Regions from separate parts of the Homo sapiens genome. Here region 1 is linked to region 2. A link is a contact called in ENCODE Hi-C or POLR2A ChIA-PET data. All regions are on one chromosome and are shown on one strand. Each heading gives the region's core, a stretch centred on a gene start or an enhancer-like site at or near the end of the contact. The rest is flanking DNA. Distances are from core to core; before and after follow the strand shown.

Region 1 (3,939 bases), core at 393-2,892, 48 kb before region 2:
CAGGGCAAAGGAACTGCCTGCAAGCAAGAGAGAGGCCACAGAGGGAACCAACTCCGCAGACATTTCGATCTCGGGCTTCCAGCCTCCAGAACTATGAGACAATACATTTCTACTGTTTAGCCACCCAGTCTTCATACTTTGTTACAGGGGCCCTAGCCACCTGTAGACCAGCATAGGGTCAAAAAGCTGTCATGACCAAGTGCCCACACTGGGTCAGCAGTCCCAGAAGCAGTATCAGAATCATCTGTGCAGATAAAACTCTGAAGTCCAAGAAAGAGCCATTGGCACACAAATAAGACCAGAACAAATCAGGGAACCAGGTGATGACCTTTACTGTCAGAGATCCGTGTATACAGTACAGTCAGCTGACAAGAGGGCTCTCAATCGTGGCCACATATTTGAATCACCTGGGGAGCTGTTAAAACCCATGACACTAGGTCACAACCTAGACAAATGAAATCGGAATCCCTGGAGGGTGAGACCCAGGCATCAAGAAGGATTTAAGATCTCTGCAAGATTCAAATAGGCAGCCAAAGTTGAGAACAGCTGGCTTAAAGAGATTACGAGACTTTGTTACAGTATCTCAGCACGGATTACATTTCAATTTAGTTCTTTGCTATTATTCTTATCCTCTGAAATGTTTACACCACACGACGGCCTATCACTGGCTCTGAATTTTATATCATAATCACATAATAGGTTCCTCACTTAAGTTGTAGACATAGGCAAAACTTTTCTTGTTTTTGATGTAAGATAAAGGGAGAGAATGACTGGAGCAAAACAAAAATAAGATAATACAAAATAAGTCATGGGGTGGCATCACATTTTAAGAGTCTTCATTTATGACAAAAGCACAAGCTTATTTGTTGGGGACATAACTTTTGCCATTTTTCCTACCTTGACTGTTTAAGCTCGCAGCAATTTTATAGCTCGCTGTACAGGCTAAGGCTTTTGGTGCCTTTCTTTTTTAAGCTGTGTCAAAATACCTTTAAGGAAAAAAGATGATTTGAAAGGTATAAACCCAACGAAAGTAATAGCACAGTTACAGTTTTTGTGTTTGGGCAGATTTTAAGACATTTCTATGTATTTTTCTGACACAATGGATCCTAAGGACTGCCGTAGACGTAGATTAGTCTGATTTTAGGCCATTGCTTTGCAGCATTATGCAGTTTTTATCTGAAAGACGTTTCAAGAGGGGGAGCTAGTTAGCTAATTAATTAGAGATTGTGACTTAAATTTTTCAGACAAGAGATACTTTCCGAGTTTAAGGAGAACCCGAAGAAAGCTGCGTTTCTGTATCCGTGCCATGGGAAGTCTCCTGTCCTGTTTCCACTCTGCCTTCTCCATAAAGCAGGCTGATTATCAGGGCCCTCACACAAGCCCAGCGTGGTAGCTGATTAAGGCTTGACAAGCAAAAAGCAAACAGGATTTCTAATCATGTGTCTCATAGAAATGGAGCCACAAAAACCCAAAGAATTGCCATTACACCCCAAGTCATGCAATTTAGAGCAACTCAGGAAATAGGTGCACACAAGCAAACCATGTGGTTAAAGCCTTTGGAACTGGTTTGAGCAAAGCTGTAGGTGATTTGACAAAATCATCTGCAAAACCAGATTTCTAACACCTCCCTGCTGTGTATCTCATTTCTGCTGATGTGTGGTGCTTCATAAGATGGGGACGTTAAGCATGCAGCAACTACAGTCATTTGTTCTCAGAGGTGAGTGTTGCAGTTATTTTTATTACTTTTTCTCTTCTTTACTCTATTCCTTGCCTCTCGCCAGACATTCCTTAAACCACCTATCAACTCTCCCCTCACAGTCTTCCTTTTCTGTCTGCATTCTTTTTTTGAACCCAAATCTAACTTAGCTGCTTTTGTGGTTTTTCTATTCACTTTGTCAATTTCTCCCTTGGTTAGAAAATAAATTCCTGTGCACACTCACACCTATGCAAGGGCTGCTCTCAGACATAGCAGGAGGCCAACTTCAGCCTCAGCCTCTTGAGCAAACATTCCCAAGAGGGAAGAGCAACATGGGTGTGTGTGTGTGTGTGTGTGTGTATTGTGTTTATTTGTATGAAATGTCAATAGGGCATACTAATAGCTTGTGAACAAGTATCTATATCAAGATAGACAACCCCAATACATTCGACATGTTGAATATTTAACATGAATCACACATTTCTTGTGAATTGTGAGCAATATAGTTGTACTTATGTGTATAGATATGTGTACATTTATACATGTATATATATAAGGTACTCTCTATAGAGTACCTTATAGCTTACAAAGTGATTTCAAGTACATTTTCTCACTTGACCTAGAAGAGAGAATAAGTAGAATGTGCACATCTTACTCCACAGGGAACCCCTCTTGGAGGCCGGTCTCAGAGCTAAGGTGATAAATGGGGCCAAGAACAGTGGCTGATGCCTGTAATCCCAGCACTTTGGAGGCCGAAGTGGGTGGATCACCCGAGGTCAGGAGTTCGAGACCAGCCTGACCAACATGGTGAAACCCTGTCTCTACTAAAAATATAAAAGTTAGCCAGGCATGGTGGTGGGCACCTGTAATCCCAGCTACTCGGGAGGCTGAGGCAGGAGAATTGCTTGAACCCGGGAGGCAGAGGTTACACTGAGCCAAGATCACACTCCAGCCTGGAGGACAGAGCGAGACTCTGTCTCAGAAAAAAAAAAAAAAAAAAAGATGGTAGATGGAGTGTGACAGTTTGTGTTGGCATTTTGGCTTGGCAGAATTAAAGCCTAAAGTGCAGGGCCAAAAAGAGCCAGATTTGCAGCCTAGCTTCACCACTCCCTAACCATATTGCACTTGGGCATGTTCCTTAATCTCTCTATGTCTCTGAAACAAGAGGAAAAATCTCTTAGAGTTATTTGTGCAGAGTGAGCTACGATGTGTAAAATGATAGCCATTATAGCATGCACGTGAGCATGTACTATTAAACATAAGCAATCATTTGTGAAGCATGTTGAGATGCACATTGTCTAGCACCCCTGAGCCACCTTGGCTGTCCCGTAGCAGTCCCCAAGAGTCCTTTTCTAACATGGTTATGCCAGAATAATTTGGTTAGTTCAGGTGGGGTGAGCACAGTGGGGCAGGAACTGTGTCTAGTGGTTGCTGGGCAGTTTTGCACCTGGAGCTAGCACAGTCAGTTTTGTTGCACAAATGTGTGCCAAGCACTTTTCATAGGTCAGAAGCTAGAGAATAGTGTGCTTGTAAGCAAGCAATGAGAAATAAGATGGGAGCTCTTATTGGGGTTCCCTAGCTTCACCATCTTCAGTAACTTCCATCTTTGGTTCTGGCGGGCTTTTCTGAAGGACAGAACAGAAGCCCATGATAAAGGTGGGGTTGAGAATTCAAAAGAGATCTTTAGAAGTAGAACAGGGCCAGGGCCCATGTTAAGATTGAACTTTAAGGCCAGGCACGGTGGGCTCACACTTGTAATCCAGGAACTTTGGGAGGCCAAGGTGGGAGAATTGCTTGAGGCCAGGAGTTCAGGACCAGCCTGGACATCATAGTGACCCCCTATCTCTGCTAAAATAAAAATTTAAAAAAATTAGCCAGGCATGGTGGTGCACATCCATAGTCCCAGCTACACAGGAGACTGAAGAGAAAGGATCACTTGAGCCCAAGAAGTTGAGGCTATAGTGAGTTGTGATCATGCCACTGCACTCCAGCCTGGGGGACAGAGCAAGACACTGTCTCCAGAGACAGAGAGAGAGAGAGAGAAATGAAACTTTGGGAAGGAATGAGAGTGATCACCAGGTAGTGCTTCTGAGGAAGCTTGCTCTGATGGAGCTGACAAAGTGCCTTTATCTACTATGGATTAAGCATTACAACCCCAAAATCCAAAATCTGAAGTGTTCATAAATCCAGAATTTTTTGAGCAGTTACATGACACTCAAAGAGAATGCTTATTGGAGCATTTC
Region 2 (4,038 bases), core at 843-3,342:
GTCTAAAGTATTTTGAAATTCTAAACTGTCCCTTGATGACAGCACTCAGGGAACTGGCGAAGGGACATGAGATTTGGACAGAGGGAGGACGATGTGGCCAGGTGCTGGCCTTCCATGGCAAGGGCTGATGGACATAAATACAAAGGCTAGAAAACTGAAGAGGCTACATGATGAAGATTCATTAAGCCAGCACATAGACAAACAAAGCTAGGTAAGAACAATGCAGCACACCCCAGAGCAATTAAAGCTCATGCACAGCCTTGTTGGGCAGGGCAATTGATTTTAGCAGGCTTGGAACAAGAACGGGCCTCAGGCATGCTATTTTGCAGACAGAATAAAAGAACATCAGAAAAGAAAAGTGACTTGCCCAAGTTCACAGTCAGTTAAGTCAACGATGGGGCAAAAGCTCAGGCCTCTGGGTGCTTTCTCAGTATGGCTTTTATCTGCACCTGATTTCACAAAACAGACTGGAATGTGCTGAGAGGCTGCCAGGCAGGTGGTCAGCATCCATGCAGTGGGTGCTCTCACCAATGCCACACCTGGAGAGGAGGAGGGCAAAGCAGATGTCGTCCGGGTGATTTTCAGCCCTGGGCCCTTCCCCGTTCACACCTCAGGCTTCTCAGCATGTATTGCTTTGCCATGCTTTCCTCAGCTTACAGTAATAACTCCTTTTGCCTGCCACCCACACTGACATGAGCCCCCACTTAGAGATGGCTTCGTGAATATTTCAAATTTTATCAGGTGCTTTAATTAAATCATTGACATTTATGTCAGAGAGTACAAGACTGAAGTTCACTGAGGGTGGTCGTCTTGCCCAGGGTCATCGAACTGGAACTGGCACAGCCAGGATTTGCACCTAAACCTGTTGGACTCCAAGGCCCATGTTCTCTCTACTTAGAGGATAACAGCCAAGACTTCTGATTTCCTACCAGTTTCAGAAAATATGGAGCTCCCACAGCATAGGAATTCTCTCCATAACAGAATGTTATGGCTAAAAGCATGACCCATCTAAAATTCAACTTCGAGTATTTATTTAACAAATAACTACAGTACTTCATTAACTACTATAGCAGATATTTAATAAACAACGTTGTAATATGTGCCATTCAAAGCACTTTACATATATTGAAGCTTTTTGTCTTCCTAAAAACGACATAAAGTAGGAACTATCATTTTTCCATTTTACTGATGACAATACTGAGGCTCAGAGACATCCAATAGATTACCTAGAATTACATGGCTGGTAGGTGGAAGAACTGGTATTCAAATCCAGGCAGCCTGGCTCTACACTCTTGGCTTTTAATCGCTAAGCCATACTCCCCTCTCTAGTTTTGTAGAAATCTTAATAGAATGGAGTATGCATGTCTTTGCCTTCTCAAATTGAGAATAGTGAACCTAGTTGAGCCTTCTGCTTATAATTCAAGGTGACCCACATGAATTTGGAACATTACATCCACTACAGCATGCCTAATACTACCCTCAGACATTTTAGATTGCAAGAGTAAATTTCCCCCAAGACTGGCCCCAGATTGCTGTTCTTATGAAGTTCTTTCCAATTTTTAAAGCTCTTCTATTTATTTCTTCTGCTATCTTCCCTCAGCGACTATGGCTATCTATATATATTATTCATGACCTTGCTTTAAAAGGAATTATCTGGTTCTGTGTCTCTGCAAGATTATCTTGCCTTCTAACACAGCAAAACACATCAGCTTTATGACAGCAATACTTTCTCAAAATTTTTTTCTAGACCCAGTGGCATGTCCCAGCTTGATGTGGCTCCATAAGTGTGTGATATTGTTTAAGATTCTGCTCAAATGGACTCCCTGATTCTGAACCTTGGGAAGGAAGGGTATCAGCAGCATCGGAAGGGAGGCTCTCTGGAGTTTTTCTATGGAGGAAGTCGCCACACACACAAATGCCGCATTGTCAACTCTCTAGAACACAGTCATCTCACAACTGTGGAATGTCCCTCCTTGCCAAACCCTCAGGACGACAGCAGTTGAAACTTTCATATACGGAGGAGTGGAGGCTCCTACGGAAGAAAAGAGGAAGAGCCAGTGCTTGATGCAGGCTTTTGACACTTCAAGTTGGGCAATGTTTTTGGTTTCAGCAAAGTTGCTAAAAACCACAATTCCCAAGGTTGGCCTGAACTTTGATTCAGAGCTTGAATTGCTAAGAAAGGTGGGGCTGGCCACAGGTTTCACTTGGCAGCAGCTCGCTTCTTCCCTGTGGGCGGCTACCCCTGCTGTCCTTTTCCATGCGGAGTTCCTGGCCATGGGTCCATGGTCAGTAGGTGCTTCTCTCTTACACCCTGGGTCACAGCACAGCAGTGGCTCTCAAGGCGGGCCCCCCTGGCCAGCCACAGCAGCATCACCTAGAATCTGTTAGAAATGCAAATTCCCTACTGAATCAGAAACTCTGGTGCTGGGGCCCAGCAAGCTGTGTTTTAACAAGTGCCAAAGGTGATCTGAAGCACCTGCAAGTCTGAGAACCATGACAATAGAAGAAAAGGAAATGCAGACAAATGAGAAGAAAAAAGTGAATTTAGAAATAAAGGGAAGATTCAAGCCCAGTGAGTGACCCCTGTCATCAGAGGGGTGTGGCAGGTGGCCCTACAAGAGCTTCACAGCGCAAGTCAACTTCCCATGAGCCCAGACAGGTCTACAGATGTGGCTCTCCAGACTCTATGTTGAGAGGAATGTTGAGGCCATACCTCAGAAGGAAATCACACAGAGACAAATAAGCAAGGCTGTGTGGGCCAGGAGGAGCAGGGGACAACCTGCCAATTTGCCCCTAAGGGCGAGAAATTGAAACTGGGGTTAGAGAGTTAGACAAGCACCTTGGATAGAGCCCTATAGTGTTTTTTGTTTTTGTTTGTTTGTTTGTTTGTTTTTTTACTGAGCAGGTCTTACTATGGTAACACCTGGTCATAAAATTCTAAAATCATTTGTTTAGAAAAGGATATGGCAATTCACTGAGCCCAGTTCCCCAGCCATGGTCTCCAGCACACTTCCACTAAGAAGCCCCTAGCAATGGAAGGTCAGCTGTCTCTAAAAGCTGTGCATTCTATCTTTGGAGAAATGTGGACCTGAAACGTTTCTGCAGACATCCTGGCCCTCCCTGAAAGTTTTACCCTATGAGGGACTCAACAGAGGTGATTTGACATTAGGACACTCTGATGCACACATGCACACAGTAGTTCTCAGAAATGTGACTTTCTTTCTTTCTTTCTTTATGACAGTCCTTCCTCTAGGGTGCTGGGCATGCCTTCGTTTCTCTATTCTGTGAGTACTTGTGCTCATGGGGCCTGCGCTGGGTGCTGAAGAGACATTGCTCAGGTGAGCAAAACAATCAGGGGCCTGCCTTCTGGAAATTGAATCTAATAGGAGCATCAGATATTAAACAGCTAGAAAAATACATATTAAATTTTCAGTGTGACAAGTATATAAAATAAAAAATTCCACAAGAAATCTTATCAAGTTCCTTTCCATGAAAAGAACGAACTTGAATTGTTATTGTCTGTCTTGCGTTGAGTCTTTGGACTCATTGTTAATTGATCCAATGTCATTTTAGCCAGCTCTTAACCTCCACACTTTTTCTTCCTTCATAGGAAAATTCCACTGCCACAAAAAGTACAAGGAAATATGCTATGCAATCCTACCTTTATGAAATTTACAATCTAGTATAGGAGATGAACTTAAAATAATTGTAAGGAAGCTGTGAACCATTTCTGCAATACATGTTTAAGCGTGGAAGGGAGAGTTGCGAAGAAGGCATTAACAGCAACTCACGGAAAGCTTCAGTGGGAAGGTGGGATGTGAGCTGAGTCTTTTAGGATGAGCAAAATGTGAAAGGTAAGCAAAACAGAGCAGCCTCTGCTGTGTGTGGCGGGGTGGGGGGGTTGTGGGGGGAAGGAGGGGAGGGAGGGGAGAGAGAGAGAGAGAGAGGTTTCTATCTTAATAATAGAGATGTTATAGTGAAAATGGCACACAAAATGCACCAACAAGATCTGTTTTTTTTTTTTAGGCCCTTCAACTA

Evidence for each region. A loop is a pair of places that touch in the nucleus more often than their neighbours do. ChIA-PET counts read pairs that join two places held with the same protein, here RNA polymerase II (POLR2A). Pooled maps may share reads with other maps.
Region 1: a map of ovary shows a loop between it and region 2 (6-fold over the local background). The contact joins the promoter of LINC01871 here to the enhancer-like site in region 2. A Hi-C loop is called at or near these places in 3 of 168 maps with a recorded cell type or tissue (GM12878, naive thymus-derived CD4-positive, alpha-beta T cell and ovary), 2 of 37 single-sample maps with no recorded cell type and 11 of 50 pooled maps. POLR2A ChIA-PET finds 5 or more read pairs at or near these places in 4 of 52 experiments (GM12878, OCI-LY7, activated CD4-positive, alpha-beta T cell and 1 more).

Annotation. Positions count from the first base shown.
Region 1 is chr2:7,724,137-7,728,075 of GRCh38, forward strand. LINC01871 (long intergenic non-protein coding RNA 1871) reads left to right here and starts at 1,643. Exons shown (of 2, transcript NR_183384.1): 1 at 1,643-1,717.
Region 2 is chr2:7,771,504-7,775,541 of GRCh38, forward strand. No RefSeq gene overlaps it. Among named protein-coding and RNA genes, the nearest start is that of LINC01871, 48 kb to the left of the region's middle. RefSeq lists an enhancer at 2,199-2,248. Within about 2 kb of position 2,093, at least 4 of the 41 ENCODE cell types and tissues checked have a DNase peak (open chromatin) inside an H3K27ac peak, as active enhancers do.